Regions from separate parts of the Homo sapiens genome. Here region 2 is linked to region 1. A link is a loop called in an ENCODE intact Hi-C map of the cell type or tissue named here. Cell type or tissue: MCF 10A. All regions are shown on one strand. Each heading gives the region's core, and the rest is flanking DNA. Links, peaks and the distances in the headings are about the cores only.

Evidence for each region. Peaks named below come from ENCODE experiments on the same cell type or tissue, not always from the same donor. Only the 100,000 strongest peaks of a DNase experiment are listed, where the experiment ranks them.
Region 2: a loop joins it to region 1, with 5 times the contacts of the local background. A loop is called at or near these places in 5 of 110 quality-filtered maps.

The regions. Positions count from the first base shown.
Region 1 is chr6:3,987,255-3,996,305 of GRCh38, reverse strand. No RefSeq gene overlaps it. Among named protein-coding and RNA genes, the nearest start is that of PRP4K, 30 kb to the left of the region's middle. RefSeq lists an enhancer at 5,060-5,559. In MCF 10A, for the core only: a CTCF peak has its summit at 5,282 (motif pointing right); a DNase peak (open chromatin) is centred at 5,305.
Region 2 is chr6:3,820,274-3,829,324 of GRCh38, reverse strand. No RefSeq gene overlaps it. Among named protein-coding and RNA genes, the nearest start is that of FAM50B, 25 kb to the left of the region's middle. In MCF 10A, for the core only: a CTCF peak has its summit at 3,690; DNase peaks (open chromatin) are centred at 3,164 and 3,664.

The DNA of each region.
Region 1 (9,051 bases), core at 539-8,538:
TAACATATATGTCATAGTTACTATTGTTTTTTACAATAAAAGGCTCATACTATACATACATACAACTTGTTCTGGTATATATTTTGAATCTTCATAATAGCATTTGTAGATATGCTTTATTTTTTGTAGTTTTGTTTTTTTCTTTAGCCATCCTTGCAAATACTATGTATTTTGCTTCCTTAAATCAGTATTTCAGTAGGAAAAATTCTTAGAAATTAAACTGTGAGGGCAAGCAATTGTGAACATTTACATTTTAATAAGTACCAACAAATTACCTTAAAACGTGTACCGATGGATACTCTTAGTAAAATGTAAGAGAGTGATTCACTACATTCTTACTAGCTCAGGCATTATCAATTTTTTTTTATTTTAAATTACTGCCTAAGAAATACAGTCATATATCTTGTTCTTTTATTTTAAATTTCTATTTGAGAAGTTATGCACTTTTGTTTGTTTGTTTTTTGAGACAGAGTCTTACTCTGTCATCCAGGCTGGAGTGCAGTGGCACAATCTCAGCTCACTGCAACCTCTACCTCTCAGGTTCAGGTGATTCTCGTGCCTCAGCCTCCCGAGTAGCTGGGATTACAGGCGCCTGCCACCACGCCTGGCTGAGTTTTGTATTTTCAGTAGAGATGGGGTTTCACCGTGTTGGACCAGCTGGTTTGGAATTCCTGACCTCAGGTGATCCCCCCACTCAGCCTCCCAAAGTGCTGGGATTGCAGGCGTGAGCCACCATGCCTAGCCAGTTACACACTTTTTAATGTGATTATTAATCACCATTATTTCTACTTATTCAAGCTGACTGTTCACATATTTTACTCTTTTTAAAGCATGCATTTTAAATAAATTGATAATAAATGTTTTTGTCAAATATTGCACGTCTTCTCCCCTACATTTATTGAATGCTTACTGCATGCTAGGCTCTGTGCTAAATACTTTACATACATTATTCCATTTAATCCTCACATTAATTTTGGGGAATGTGTTATTTTCATGTTCACACAAGGAAAATGGGTTCAGAGAGGTTAAGGAATTTGCCCAAATTTACAGTTAGTTTATTTTTATTTTTATTTTGAGACAGGGTATGTCTCTATCACCCAGGCTGGAGTGCAGTGGCACGATCCCAGCTCAGTGCAAACTCCGCCTCCTAGGTTCAAGCAATTCTAGTGCCTCAGCCTCCTGAGTGGATGGGACTGTAGGTGCCTGCCACCATACCCAGCTAATTTTTTGTAGAGGCAGGGTTTCACCATGTTGCCCAGGCCTGGTCTTGAATTCCTGAGCTCAAGTGATCTGCCCGCCTCAGCCTCCCAAAGTGCTGGGATTACAGCCACGAGCCACTGTGCCCGCTCCACAGTTTTAGAAGTGGCATTCAAACAGAGCTCAATCACAATAAAAGGCACATCACAAACTATGATAATCCCCCACCTCTTGGATTGTCTTTTATCTCTTAACTTTGTGGAGGGTTTTTGCTTTGATTTTGTTTGTTATGTTATAATGAAGTTTTAAATTGTTAATCATTCCATATGGTGTCTAGGTTTTCCGCCATGATTATAAAGCCCTTCCCTAGCCCCATGTGATACAATTTTCTTTCTTATAATACTTTTATATTTCATTTCTTTTTAAGTCTTTGGTATATCTGACAGCAATTTATGTATGATTCAGATGTATATTTTTTTCCCCAAAGGTCCCAACACCTTTACTGAATAATCTTTTTCCCATAATTTGAGATGACACCTTTATCATACACTTATATGCCCTGTATATTTGAGTCTATATCTGGACTCCCTTCTGGTATAAAGAAGTGCAGTTGACTTTTGTATAACGACCTTATACCTGTCCACCTTGTTAAACCCTCTTACTATTTCTAATATCATGTCTACAGATTCTGATTTTCTGTTAAAATGGTTAATAATTCTGTCTCTCTCTCTTTTTTTTTTTTTTTGACATGGAATTTTGCTCTTATTGCCCAGGCTGGAGTGCAGTGGTACAGTCTTGGCTCACTGCAACCTCTGCCTCCTGGGCTCAAGTGGTTCTCCTGCCTCAGCCTCCCAAGTAGCTGGGATTACAGGCGCCTGCCACTACACCTGGCTAATTTTTGTATTTTTAGTAGAGATGAGGTTTCACCATGTTGGCCAGTCTGGTCTTGAACTCCTGACCTCAGGTGACCCGCCTGTCTCAGCCTCCCAAAGTGCTAGGATCACAGGCGTGAGCCACCGCGCCTGGCCCTTAACATGGTTAATAATTCTCTGATAAAGATTGTTCTAGTCTTTTTCAATCCTTTCTCATCCTTTTGATTCAACTTATTTTTCTTATGTGCTATTGAAGTCCTTCAAGTCTATGTTGTTTTTTTTTATTTCTAAAAATAAAACCAAGAATACCAGAAAACCCTAAGGCTGAAGTAACTGAAAACCAAACTCAAAAATTGATCTGTAGGGTTATTCAGTTACTCTGTTGGTTAGTCACCAGGTCGTGTAAGTGCAAGTCCTAATCAGGAAAAACCAAGACTTTGTGAATTAGGATGGGGACACTCCAGAGGATTCGGAGACCTCCTTGACTCCATGGAGTACTCTGAACTCAATGCCTTGAGCCTCCTCTGCTTGTCAAAGCCTTTCCTTCCTCTTAATCCTCCCGAGGGTGTTTTCCTCCTGACACCAAATGTGTGATGTCCGTTCTAACACCAGCCATTTCTCCAGTTCTCTAGACATCAACCGGATGTCCAATAATTCAATTAAATTCTGATACTGTCTGCCTGCGTTAGCATCCACCCCTACAAGTTAAAGGCTCAGTCCCACAATACTTCCCTACTTCAGATGTCAGCTGTAAATGGGGTGCCCAGGTGATCCACATTTCTGCCCAGGTGACTACAAATTTGGGGGTTCCCATGGCCCCTTCCCCTCAGTTTCTATAATTTGCTAGAATGCCTCACAGAACTCAGCAAAGCCCTGAAGCACTGATTATTCTCATTTTATTATAAAAGATAACAGCTCAGGCCTGGCACGGTGGCTCACACCTATAGTCTCAGTAACTTGGGAGGTTGAGGTGGGAGTATTAGAGCAGGTAGTTAGACGTGAGCAGGGCAGAAGAGGGTCCTTCCACCACCAGGAATGTTAGGCAACCATCAGGTGATGGTCAGGTGGTTGTTAACTGTCTCTTTAAAATAATAATTGGTTGCAGCCAGTGCTAGGGAAAGGCAGTCTCCCAACAGATAGAAAACACCTGAAACTGGTGACTAGCAGCTTCCCAATATGATCTCAGGAGTTGGGTGAGTGGGCTCAAGCATGTGCACTCAAAGGCAAAATGGCAGAGTTTAACGGGTATATGACCTTCCTCTAGGAACATTCAACTTGTAGGAAAGAACGCCTCAATGTGCATTTGTTCAACTTCAGTAAACACACTGTGCATTGGCCCCCTCCTAAGTGCTGGCAGGCCACCGCACATGCAGAATACCAGCATATGAAACCCCAAGTCAGAGGTCAAACTGGGCACTTGAACTCCTCAAGACTCCTGCTTGGCTATCTTCCAAGTGTACCTTACATTCTTTGATTCCTGCTTTAAAACTTTTTAATAAACTTTCACGCCTGCTCTAAAACTTACCTCCATCTCTCTCTCTGCCTTATGCCCTTCAGTCGAACGAATTCTTTCTCCTAAGGAGGCAAGAATTGAGGTTGCTGCAGACTCGTGGATTTGCCACTGCTAACAGGAGGATTACTTGAGCCCAGGAGTTTGCGTCTCCAGTGAGCTATGATGTTATCACTGCACTCCAGCCTGGGCAACAGAGTAGGACCCTGTCTCAAAAAAAAAAAAAAAAAAAAAAAAAAAAAGATACTGCTGAGGAACTGCCAAATGGAAAAAATGCAGAAGAGAAGATATAGGGAGAGGGGCAGAGAGCTTTTACGCCCTCTGTGGGTGCACCAGCCCTCAGTACCTCCAAGTTTTCAACCCGGAAGCTCTCCAAACCCTGTTCTTTAGGAGTTTTTATGGAGGATTTGTTGTGTGGACTTGGATCGATTAAGTTATTGGCCATTGGTGATTAACTCAACTTTCCGTCCCAAGAGATTGGGAGTGGGGCTAGAAGTTCCAGCCTCTAAAGATGCCTAGGTCTTTTATCAATCCACCCTCATCCTGAGGCCATCCAGGCAACCCCAGGCACCAGTCAGCTCATTATCATACAGAAGATAATCTTATCACACGGGAGATTCCAAGGGTTTTAGAAGCCATGTACCTGGAACTGGCACAAAGACCAAATATGTTTTCTTGTGCTTTACCTCTCTTTTAAAAACATGTAACTCCTTGTTATGGGTTGAATTGTGTCCCCTGCTTCACGAATTTCATATGTTGGAGTCTTGACCCCCAGCACCTCAGAATTGTTGATGAAAAGAGTCAAACTCTGTAAAATATTTGAAGAGATTTATTCTGAGCCAAATATGAGTGACCAATGCCCATGACACAGCCCTCACGAGATCCTGAGAACATGTGCCCAGGGTGGTTGGGGAATAGCCTAGTTTTATACATTTTAGGGAGACATGAGACATCAATCAAATACATGTAAGATATACATTGATTTGGTCTGGAAAGGTGTCACAACTCAAAGATGGAGGGTGAGGGGCAGTTCCAGGTCATAGGTAGATTTTAAAATTTTCTGATAGGCAATTGGTTAAAAGAGTTATCAATAGAATGTCTGGGTTTCGATAGGGGTTGTGGAGACCAACTTTTAAATTATGCAAATGAAGCCTCCAGATAGCATGCCTCAGAGAGAATAGACTAAATGTTTCTTATTAGACATAAGTTCTGTGTTGATGTTAAATGCTGGTTGGCTCTTTCTGAATTCCATAAGTGGGGATGGTATAACGAGCCATGTCTGACCCCCCCATTTCCATCATGGCCTGAACCAGTTTTTCCGGTTAACTTTGGAATGCTCTGGCAGAGAGGAGGAGTCCATTCAGATGGCTGACGGATCTTAAGATTTTATTTTTGGTTTACAGAATATAGCCTTATTTAGGGATAAGGTCTGTAAAGAGGGAATCAAGTTAAAATGAGTTCATTATGTAACTGAGTACTCTCATTTTTCAGTTTATTTTTTAATTATTTTCTCCTCTCCCCTTTCCCCCGGCTTATGCCCCCAAAGCATGCCTGCCTCAGAACCTTCACCCTCTAGGAGGGGTTGCCTTGGAACTCCCACCCACCAGGAGGGCATGTCAAAAGCACGCCCACTTGGCCACTTTTATAACTTCTGCCCAGGAAGGCACCAACTCAGCTACCCAGTAGTTAAGGCACTGGGCCAGCAGGGGGACCCCTCGCCCTTGCTCACTCCTTCCCCGGCCTTGGATAAGTGCCTACTTTCTGCTCTGGGAGCAAAACGTCACATGTAAAGGCAGGACTAACGTTCACGACTCTTCCCCAAGCTAGCTTCGGAAGAAACCGCTTTCTTTATGCCAGACCTCGCTCTTGTTAATTGGACTACGCAGGCAGCAAGCAACTAACCCTCTGTTTGGTGACGGTTATGGATGGGCGCCCTAATCCGGTATGACTGCTGTGCTTATAGAAAGGAGAAACTGTCCAGGCGCGGTGGCTCACGTCTGCAATCCCAGCACTTTGGGAGGCACAGGCAGGCGGATCATGAGGTCAGGAGATAAGACCATCCTGGCCAACATGGTGAAACCCTGTCTCTACTAAAAATACAAAAATTAGCTGGGCGTGGTGGCGCGTGCCTGTAGTCCCAGCTACTCGGGATGCTGAGGCAGGAGAATCGCTTGAACCAGGGAGTCAGAGCTTGCAGTGAGCCAAAATCGCGCCACTGCACTCCAGCCCGGTGACAGAGCGAGACTCCGTCTGAAAAAAAAAAAAAAAAAGGAGAAACTTGTACATGGAGATATGCGTAAATGTACAGGGACACAGGAAGAAAATGGCTTTCTACAAGCCAAGGACAGAGGCCTGAAACGGATCCTTGCCTCACAGCCCCCAGAAAGAGCCCACCCTGCCCCAACACCTTGATCTTTGATTCCCAGCCTTCAGAACTGTGAAACAATACATTTCTGTTGTTTAAGCCACTTGGTTACGGCAGCTATAAGAAATTGATACACTTTTTTTTTTTTTTTTTTTTTTTGAGATGGAGTCTCACTCTGTCAGCCGGGCTCTGGAGTGCAGTGGCACGATCTCGTCTCACTGCAACCTCTGCCTCCCTGGTTCAAGCAATTCTCCTGCCTCAGCCTCCCGAGTAGCTGGGATTACAGGCGCCTGCCACTACCGCCAGCTAATTTTTTGTATTTTTAGTAGAGATGGGGTTTCACCATGTTGGCCAGGCTGGTCTTGAACTCCTGATCTTATGATTCGCCCTCCTTGGCCTCCCAAAGTGCTGGGATTGCAGGAGTGAGCCACTGCGCCTGGCCCTAATACACTTTTTTATATGAGGAAGTTACATTGTAAGAGCAAGTAAATATTCCTCTATACATCCCCAACCACTTCCACTGTATATAGACCAGTAGCTAGAGTTAAATCCCTGTATGCCCCAAGGGAAATTACAGATTTAACACAAGAGAAGGCTTACACATCAAAAGACTTGTAAGACTTTGATAATTTATGTCTTCTCTTCCCTGAGATAATTCTTCCAAAGCTTAGCATTCACTGGCTTTTGTTTATCATGCTCATGTCCACTGCCATTTTTTGATGTACTTAATTCATAGGTCCCTTGTTGGCTCTTTAGTCCTCATTATTCATTTGAAAGCTTCTGGACTACCATAAGGCTATCTATGAGATGTTGGTATAGCGCCCTGAACATCTCTCTTATCTTACTTAGTACACTTGTATGACTTTAACTTGTATTTTCCCCACTAGGCCCTGTTTTGTGTGAGGATTCCCAGTGTCTAGCACAATGCCTGGTACATACCATGTGTTTAATACCTAGTTCTTAAAGGAAGAAGGAAGAGAGGAAGAGGAAGGAAATTCTATCCAATAAATGCTATCTAGGAACAATGTGGATTTATCTTTCTCTTTAGTTACTTAGGAGCTACATTAGTATCCTTAGAACTTGTGCTGGAGAGATTAGTGTTGGCAGTTTATTATTTCGTTACCCTTCGAAACTGCATGGGTAATAACAGACTGTGGATAGTCTCACATGCTGTCTCCAAATACTTTCTCCCTAAAACTAGAGCATATCCTCTTAAACACTGGCCTTGTTCGCCACCACCATGGCCCAGAAGCAGGCCCAATAATCCTGGGGAGTGTTCCTGACTGGAACTCTGGGTCAGAAAGGATAAAGATGACTTAATCTCGCAATCCCACTTTCTACTCGGTTCTGATACTCTTGATGTACACATGTTCCTCTGCTAGGTGCTTTTCATTTTTTTGAGGGCCTTCAGTCTTCTGTTCAAGTGTGCATGGTGCTTCTAAGCCTTCTCACTTAGTTTTGAAATTAGCATTCTACTCAGAATAGATAAATGCTGCCAACTTGCAGTTCTTTTGCTTGGCCCAGATTCCCTTATAGTTTGCAGGTAATTTTCAGGGTCTTCAGTATGAGATTATTTTCATTTCCTAGTTTCAACACAGATGGTTTTCTCTTTACTTTTGGTTCATTTCCGTGCATTTTGGGGAAAGGAGATAGATAAATGTGCACTTTTCAGCTACCTTTCTGGACAATATTAGCATTTCCCCTTTACTTCTGAATATCCTTTGGACTCTCCTATATTGGAAAAAGAGGGTGATTTATGACTATTTTAATGGAAAACAAAAATAAATCTATAGACAAGTTGTTAGATATATTAAGAGTTTAACAAGGTGAATATTATAACAGCTATACCTTCACCCAGCTACCCTTGCTGGGCTCTAACTCGCTGTCTCTTTCTCTTGTTATTGTTGTTGTTTTCCCCCATGGGTGAGTTCTTTATGGCAGTCTCCACCATTTCCTCATAATCATTTTCCTTTTGATTTCTATATTCTGACATCCAGTTCCCATCATACTGCGGCAGCTGATCTCTCAAAATAAATTCATTGATTTTTTTTTTTATAATTGCAGTTACATTTTTTCTCCTTTACTTTCCTTGCACACAGGACTGTATTTGATGCTGTTAATTAACCCTTCTTTAAAACTTTGTTTTTTGTTTACTTCTGTTTCTTTACTGACTGTGTACAGTAATCAGAAAAATCAGAAAAAGACCTGATTTTCTCTAAATCAGGCCTTTTTCCCTCAAGGATCTTTGTGGCCATTTCCCCTGGTTTTCCTTGAGGAGAAAACTATCTCTCTACATCTCCCTCTTAACCCAACTTCCACTCCGCTATTTTAATAGTCTACTGGATGCTACGGTGAACAATTTAAAAGACAGAAGGACTGGGTGACAAACGTGAGGGAATTTGGACTGATGTCTGCATGTCTGGCTTGAGTAACAGTAGGGACAGCAGTGCTGTTTCACATATACAAGGAACATGAGGGAGAAAAGGGCTCAAGAGGATCATTTTGATTACAACAAACAGGAACAATGGAAACCACCTGACACCAGTCCCAAACCACCAGTGACATTAGTCCAACCACTTTAAGAGAGTCTGAACTAGGTAGAAAGGCAAACTGATAGAGGCTCTCGGGAAAGGAGTAACTACTGAGAAGTCAGCAAGAGAAAAAGTAACTTGACAACACTGTTTTCAAACCATTGCAGCTACCTGAAAAGATCCCCTTTCCTGCTCTGGGAGGCTGTTCCATCTTCAGCATCAGCACTTTATCACAGAAGGCCTAAGCAGGGGAGAATGTTGCCACAGAAGCCAAAGAGGGAAAGTCTTAGTGAAGAGTCAAGAAAGAAAAGTCTTGGAGAAATACTTTTCGGTATGGCAGTGAGGAGTGTGGTGGCCTTCTTGAGAGCACTCTCACTGCCTTGGTGATAGGGGTCATTTTGCAGCATGTTGGCTGCAGAGAAGGCAACCTAAAGAAGGCATTCATGAAATGCAGCCTGCTTCTTGAACGAATCTGGATGAAAGGCAGGAGAATGCATGGCAGCTGGAGGAAAGCCAGGATGCAGGAGGGCATTCCTTAGGGCAGTAAAGTGGACGTACATGCGGGGTTAGAGAGCA
Region 2 (9,051 bases), core at 389-8,388, 170 kb after region 1:
TTTTGGTGAATATGCCAGGGAGATGGAGAGTCAAGCAATAAACTTATCTGTTCAGAATCTTCTCCAAACAGCACATCTCATACAGCTTTCTTCCTTTACTATTTAATCTTTAATATAATACCCATTATCTGCTAATAATAGTAGACCCTACTTCGGATCCTTAAAGGAAGCTTGCACAAAAACTTCTCAAATAAGTGGATAAATGAGAAAGAAAAGGCAAAACTGCAGTCCCATTGGTGAATTACTTCAAATTTGTCATGAAACCTGGGTTTATTTTTATCTTTCTTTTAGACTCAACCGTAGTTTTGTCCATTCTATGTAGCCCTTAAAAAAATAAACACCATAGTATGGTGGTTCCTCAAAAAATTAGAAATAGAATTACCATACAGTTTCAGCAATTCCACTTCTGGGTATATATCCAAAATAACTGAACGCAAGGACTCAACCAGGTATTTACCCACCCATGTTCACGGCAGCATATTCACAACAGCCAAAAGGTGGAAGCAATGCAAGCGTCCATCCACAGATGAATAGATAAGCAAAATGAGGTTCAGCTGCACAATGGAATATTATTCAGTCTTAAAAAGAAAGGACACTCTGACACGTGCGACAACATGGATGAACCTTGAGGACATTATGCTCAGTGAAATAAGCGAGTCACAAAAGGACAAATTTTGTATGATTCTACTTACATGAGGTGCCTAGAGTAACCAAATTGACAGAGACAGAGAGTAAAAGGGTAGTTACCAAGGGTTAGAGGAGTGGGGGATGGGAGTTATTATTTAATTGGGACAGAGTTTCAGTTTGGGAAGATGAGAAAGTTCTGGAGACGGATGGGGGTGATGGTTGCACAACAATGTAAATGAACTTAATACCACTGAAGTGTACACTTAAAAACAGTTAAGATGATAAATTTCATTATGGGTATTTTGCCATAATACAAAATAGGTATAAAACATACACTTGTGAATTTCAGTTTCTCATTTAAAGTCAAAATTAAACACAGATTACTTCCCTGAGAGGATATGGAACAGCTATCAGGGAAGCAGATGGAATGGGAAGATGAAACTCAGAGTTCACTAAGCTAATTGGCCAATTGAGGGGGGACCCATAGTACTTTAAGGTAAGCTACTGTCTGACCTCTGCAACCCTCCAGGCCAATAAACACCTCCTCCCTTTAGTTAGACAAATGCTGGGAGAATCAGAATTCAATTTTCACAAACTTTTTCAAAATATTATTTAAAGAAGATGCAGAAAAGCCAGTTAAATGTGGGTAAGGCTGGCCTAACCAACGTTTTTAGAAAACACTTAGCATTACTTGGTCAAAGCAACATCGCAGCCCAAGAAGACCAGCGTATGAAGTGATAACATCTATAGTTGCAGAGGTCTGTTCTGGGACCAGCCAGGGATGCAGACCCCAACCTGGGACACAGATGAACCAGGAGTGTTAAATAGTAATATTTGCATGAATGCACAGTTAGATAGTGTATATATTGAGTTGTATATTTTCTTTTTTCTCTTTTTTTGAGATGGAGTCTCACTCTGTTGCCCAGGCTGGAGTGCAGTGGCTGATCTCAGCTCACTGCAACCTCTGCTGCCTGGGCTCAAGCAATTCTCCTGCCTCAGCCTCCCGATTACCTGGGATTACAGGCACCTGCTACCATGCCCGGCTGATGTTTTTTTTTGAGACAGAGTCTTGCTCTGTTGGCCAGATTGGAGTGCAGTGGTGCGATCTCGGTTCACTGCAACCTCCACCTCACGGGCGCAAGCAATTCTCCTGCCTCAGCTCCTCTCAGTAGCTGGGATTACAGGCGTGCGCCACCATGCCCAGCTAATTTTTGCATTTTTAGTAGAGATGGGGTTTTACCATGTTGGCCAGGCTGGTCTCGAACTCTTGACCTCAGGTAATCCACCCGCCTCAGCTTCCCAAGGTGTTGGGATTACAGGTGTGAGCCACCGTGCCCGTTCAATTTTTGTAGTTTTAGTAGAGACGGGGTGTTACCATCTTGGCCAGGCTGGTCTTGAAATCCTGACCTCATGATCCACCCGCCTTGGACTCCCTAAGTGCTGGGATTACAGGCGTGAGCCACCATGCCTGGCCAGTTGTATATTTTCATTAGTGTGGCTCTAATAAACATAAATGTCTAATCTTATCATGCCGAACATGATTATACTAAAATACACAGGGAGTTTCTGAAACACATACATGCTTTTTAATAATGAATCTGCTTATTATCGTGTTATTCTCTTAGATCACACAGCACACAAACACTCACAGTCGTTCAGAATCCTTGCCATCAATCTGGGTTCTGACCTTAGCTAGCTGTCCGACCTCAGGCAAGATACCTCCTGGGACCTGAATGTCCTCATCTGTAAAACTGCAACAACTCTATCTACCTGGCAGCATTGTTGTGAAGATGAAATGAGTTAGTGCAAGTAAAGTCCTTTTTAAAGCTGGGTCTATCACATAGTAAGTGCTCAATAAATTTAGCAATATGTGTTTGTGAGCAGGTAAGAGCAGTATCTGGATAGCTCCTGTCTCTGACCCACCCGATCCCTTCCTCGTATTTACAAGTCATTGATATTTTAGTTTCAAATTCATGTGTCCAAATTCTTTGTTAGACTTTTCCTTTCCTATTAGCCCTTTCACTCCAGAGCAAGGATGGTAAGACGCTCAGGGAAAGGTTGTGATGTGATCACAGATTGCTGTCTACATTCACACTCAGCTAGGGTTACTTGCAGGAGAAACCTGCCCCTAAGCACACAGTCCACGTGTGCCAGGGGTGGACGCACACAAGGGCCCTGCTGCCACCATGGCTGGGACCTTGCCCGCCTTGGGCACAGGCAGGGCCCAGCTTTTCAGATGAGATCACCAGTGTCTGACCCAGGAGCCAAGTGCTCAGGCCAAAAGACTCCAAATTAAGCCAGCTGAGGTGCTTTCTTTTGAGATGGGAGAACATGTGTTCCATTCTTAAGGGGAGAAAGCAACTCAGGACTTCATGTTTTCATTGTACTTGGCTCTCACTGCCTCTAACTCCAGGCGTTTGTGGAACAGGGAAATGAGCTCCGAGTCAAATGATAAAGCTGATATGATTCATGTGTCTTTCAGGAGGAAAGAGACAGGAAACGGAGGCCTGGCTGCCTGGGCTGTGACGTTGCCCCTCTGGCATGCTGTCCGGGCCTGGAAAAATGCAGCTGGCACTGCCTTGAGGATTCGGAGCAGACAGGAGTTATGTGGTTGCTTGGCCAACTCCCGAGTACAATAAACTTAATCTTGGAAGTCTTACTCTCGAGGGTGAGGAAAGGGTGAAATGTCGGTATGTAGACTCTGTCGCCAAGAAGCACAGGAGAAATGAAAGAAGAAACAAATCCCTTCAGTTAAAATGCCAGTGGAAAAACACTTCTGAAAAACAAACACCGAGAAGCACAATGTGTTTTTATGTGCTTGAGATTTTTTAAAAACGAGTTTTGGAAAATAGTCTCTTGATGTTTACATAGTTCCCCGTGAATAAAGGGCAACTGGGAATTTGGACTGGCCTGGCTCTCAAGTAGGGGTCCGCAACCTGCAGCCCGAGGGCCCGTCGGTCGCTGCTGGCTTCTTTCTATGAATGCTGCCCTACTGAACACAGCCGCGCCCCTCCGTGACCTGTGCCTGCGGCTGCTCTCATACTACCACGACAGAGCGGTGGGGGGCGTTGCAGCACTCACCTCACAGCACACATACATCAAAATAGTTACTGTCTGATCCTTTACAGAAAAAGTTGACTGATCCTTGGTCTAAAACAGGAGAGGGAAGTACTCACTCACCTCAGTGCCCATTTCATGCAGAGCTGCAAGAGCTCTCTGCCCTACCACAGTGCGGCCACCTAATTGTCTCTCCTTGGCAGAACACATGCTTGGCTGGCGGCTGTGGGGAGGGCAATCTGGCTAAATAATGCATCAGCAGGGCTGCCTCTGTTCTTAGTTTTCCTGCAGACTTTGCTGGGTCATGCAGCTAGGTTAGATTTCAGAGGGTCCTGCAGAACCACACTGACTTCTAGTTCCCTGTCTCCTTGTCTGTAGGCCCTGTGAGTGCAGGGCAAGGCCAGCTCATTTTTGCATCTAATTTGTACCATAGAATCGGTGCTGAATAAATGTTTTTTTTTTTTTTGAGACAGAGTTTCGCTCTTGTTGCCCAGGCTGGAGTGAAGTGGCACCATCTGGACTCACTGAAACCTCCACCTCCCAGGTTCAAGCGATTCTCCTGCCTCTGCCTCCCAAGTAGACAGGATTACAGGCATGCACTACCATGCCTGGCTAATTTTTGTATTTTTAGTAGAGATGGGGTTTTACCATGTTGGCCAGGCTGGCCTCAAACTCCTAACCTCAGGTGATCCACCCGCCTCAGCCTCCTAAAGTGCTAGGATTACAGGCTGAGCCACTGTGCCTGGCCATTAAATGTGATTTTAAATAATAAACAAGTGCACACACACTAGATTACATTTTCAGAATTACCAAGTGAGTGGGAGTCTCAACCCCATCTGTTGAGACCTTATCCCACGCAGACTGTCCAGAACCTCAACCCAGCAGGGTTCGACCCAGATATGAGGGTTGCAGGGCAGCTACAAAGGTAGCCCCTCTTCAAGCCAATATACGTATTTTTACATTAGTCCACATTATTTAGTGGGAAGAAATAAATTTTCTTTTAGTAAAACTTGGTAAAAGATATATCTTTTACCATATATCATACCAAGATACCATATATCTTCCTTTCCATCAAGGGCTTTATCAGCACGTTGAATACAACAGAACATCTCAACGTGCTGAGTTTGGAATTGGCTTTCAGTTCACAGTTTTTCTATCACTTGTGACTAGATTATGATTCAGTCATTCACACCAAGAATTGAAATAACAATCTAATTCAACATTGATTTAATAATTATTAATTGTTCTTCCTGGCCTTCATTACCCTAAAAACATGTTGCTGTTGTTGTTGTTTTTTTCTGGAGGCCTTATTCTCTTGAGTTTTCTTTTGCAATTTTCTGAACACAACAATTTCTTGGTTACATGTTAAATACTTTGAAATTTATGCAATAAAACAAAACCGCGCAGTCCCAGGAAACATCCCTCTACAGCGCATTACTTGGTTTCGGAATCTCGTTGACCATGGGGTCAGCTTCAGCAGGCTGGTTTCAAGTTTGGTGTCGGGAACCCAGGGGCCGCCCCCTTCAATATTTCCCCAACTAAGAAAGGTGAGCACAGGCAAGGGGATCTGTCTTGCTTCCTCTTCAAGGCTTGACTACTATGGTTGGTATAGGACAGGCTTATATTTAGCCATTTATCTAATGAGTTGTATGTGGAAACCTGAATTCATCAACATCCCGGTTGTGATGGATTCCAGTAAGGTTCGAGCACATCCATATTCCTGGTGCAAGACAAGTCTCCTGAGTGTCCCGCCTCCTAATCCCGCTTAGCTGCCTCACTTCCTTCCTTCACAAAGATTGAGTCAATTTACAATCTTAGAGCAACAGATCACCACAGAACAATAATGATAGTAATGATGGCTCCCATCAGACCGTGAGCTCCATCAATAGGGATATCTGTCTCTTTTGTTTGCTCACTGCTAACACCACACTCCAGGGCCCAGTCCAGCACTGCTACGGCCAAGGGAAGTAGAGTCTGGCTAGCAAACCATCAGGTTGCAATAGACAGGCACTCAATAAATACTTGCCAAATGAATGAATTTGCTGAAAGCTTACTGTGGGTAAAGTTCTTTCTGTGTCATTTCATTTAACCCTCGTGACCATTACTGTGAGCAAAGCATTGCTGTATCCATTTAACAGGTGAAAAATTGAGGCTCTGTGTGCAGTTAATTGACTTGACCACATACATTCAGCTGGTGTAAGGGGCACCCAGTTGGACTCAGGCCTACTTGGCGTCACAACCTTTACTCTTTCCACAATGCAACTCAGTCCCTGGGGCCATGCAGTTGGCTCTATTAGGGAATGAATCCTGGTATTCAGACCGGTCAGGCATGGAACATGCCTGTGCAGTTACTGGCTCACCACAAAATATTAATTACCACAGGGGAATAGGTTAAAGGCTATTTGTAGGGTAGCAGGAAGCCTAATCTATTGCCAGCTGCAGATAAAGACCAGCCAGAACTCTAGCATATCACTGGCAATGAGGAGTGGCTTTGTTTGACTCTGTGTGGGCAGGTTTTGTCGGATAGCAAGAGCACCCGGGCTGGTATTGCAGAAAGCAGTGTATAAGGATTCTGTAATCCTACTCTTAATTTGTCTAGTCAAATGCAGGTTTTATAACAGATGGGCTCTGGCTTACGGTCCATGGCCAGACAGGGAGAACTATGTATCACATGTAATGTAGTCCCGTGTGTGAGCGCTCCAGGTCACATAGCACCAGGTCACATGTGCTTCAGGTCAGCATGGCTAAATATGAAAGGACACACACCCAGCTCGGCGCGGTGGCTCCCATGCCTGTAATCCCAGCACTGTGGGAGGCCGAGGCGGGAGGATCACCTGAGGTCGGGAGTTCGAGACCAGCCTGGCCAACATGCTGAAACCCCTTCTCTACTAAAAATACAAAAATTAGCCAGGCGTGATAGCGGGTGCCTCTAATCCCAGCTACTTGGGAGGCTGAGGCAGGAGAATCGCTTGAACCTGGGCGGCAGAGGTTGCGGTGAGCTGAGATCACGCCATTGCACTCTAGCCTGGGCAACAAGAGCAAAATTCCATCTCAAAAAAAAAAAAAGACAAGACAAGACAAGACAAGACACACACCCTACCCCTAGCAGCCAGCACCAGCCAGCTCCGGGCAACATACCTTAAAGCAGAATTCAAAGGTCACTAACATCAGAATCACTGCTGGGGGCTAAGGGCTATTAACAATGAAGACCCTAATCCAGACCCTCTGGGGATGGGTGGCAGGAATCCTGTCTTATTTACAAGCTCCCCAGGTGGTTCTTCTGCATACTAAACCATAAGAACCACTGTTCATGGACTTGGGTAGAAAGAGGAGGTTCATTTTTCACTTTTAGATGTATGCAATATTTGGTGCTTTGTAATTTAAAGAGTATAGGTCTGGGGGAAGAAAGGAAGGAAGAGAGCAGAAAAGAAAGAGACGGTATTGTGAGAAGACTCTGTGTGGGGTGCTGGGGTACAGAAGCCACATCCCCTGGACTCTGGATGGTCCCGTTGGAATTGTCTGTCTCTTTGTCCACCTTCACCTGTTTTCCTGCCACACTCTCTGTGCCACTCTCATAGGGCCACACCACCCAGCAAACACCACAACACCCTCCTCTGCCCTCCCCATCCTCCTGGATGCTGGAATTGTCTTTCCCAAGAGACAGACAATCCACATTTCATGAGCAGCAGAGCAGTCAAACCTCCCGAGAATTGCATACAAAGTTGCCTTTTTAATATGAACAAATAAATCCCCAGTCTTACTAGTCTCTGGTTGATGTGGCATGGAGTTTATTCAGTATACTCCATTATATAATAAAGCACACTCCATTTTTTTGTTTGCTTATTTATTTATTTATTCATTTTCCGAGACGGAGTCTTGCTGCCCCCCAGGCTGGAGTGCAGTGGCGCGATCTCGGCTCACTGCAACCTCTACCTCCCAGGTTCAAGTGATTCCCCTGTCTCAGACTCTCCAGTAGCTGGGATTACAGGCATGCACCACCAGGCCCAACTAAATTTTGTATTTTAGTAGAGATGGGGTTTCACCATATTGGCCAGCCTGGTCTCGAACTCCCGACCTCATGATCCACCTGCCTTGGCCTCCCAAAGTGCTGGGATTACAGGTGTGAGCCACCGTGCCCAGCCTGCTTTTATTTTTTTTTAAATGACATTCTCTCACCTCAAAACACAGAAAGAGTACCTTCTGAAGAAGACATTAAATTCTAAAATACTTAGGTTTTCACCGTTTGAGTCTTTAAAACGAAGCCATTCTGGCCCCGGCTTCACGGCAGGGCAGCGGTAGGTAATAATAACACTAAACCCTCTAAACCCTCATGGAAAACGGCAGGGTCTCGCATTTACCAGAAGGGATCGCTTCCCATGCAGGGTTTTCACACTGGCGACCGTGAATCCCAGACATCAGCTGCTCTCAACTTCTCCGCAACTGGCTGCTCAGGTCTACGGATGCCCTATTTATGGATAATAGCTCCCATTTATGGGGTCTCTAACCTGAGCCAGGTACTTGGCGGACAACCCCACAAAGGTAGCCTGAAGACTCTATTCACAGGTGAGGAAGTCGAGGCTGAGGGAGGCTCAGCCCTGTGACCGACCACATAGCTGTGATCAGCCCTTCGTGCCTCCTCCCTGTGCCCTGCTTTGCTGGGAGCACAGGCGTTGGCCGTTACCAGTCACTGCTCTCCGGCAGTCTTCTGGCTGGCTCCACGTGCACTGAAGGGGTTAACACAGCTCACTTACTAGGGGTCTGGCACAGTCTTTGCAGATGTGGTGAGAGCTGGCTGCATGGCTGGGGTCCTTTCCAAAGAGCCAGGACTCATCGTTCACAGCAGGGGCCCTCAGCCCCGGCTGCACGTGGGAATCAGCAAGGGAACATTTAGAAATCCCACCCCTGGTCACACCCAGACCAATTAAGTCAGAATTCCTGGGAATGGGGGCAAGACATCAGCATCTTATGACACTCCAGAGGCCGTTTCAACACAACCAAGGCTGAGCCCCGCTGTTCCGTGCTTCAGTCAGCCCCCCTCCACCCTTGCTACTCCCAGTGTTGTTCATGGACCTCAGAAGGGCATCACCTGGGCACCTGTGAGAAAGGCAGACTCTCAGGCCAGCCCACTATGTGCAGTCAGAATCCACACCAACAAGGCCCCTGGGTGATTCACTTGAACAGTAAGATTTCAGAAGCATAGCTATAGAGGGCTGCTTCTAATATGCTGCAGTTTGAGAATCAGGGTAGATCCTTAAGCTTCCAGATCTGTATGGGGGTGAAGGGAAAGGTGGTGTCTTAAGCCCACATCAAAAATACCTTGGGAAACTGAAGTAGCGGAATGAAGACAATGATTCCCTCCCATGCTCT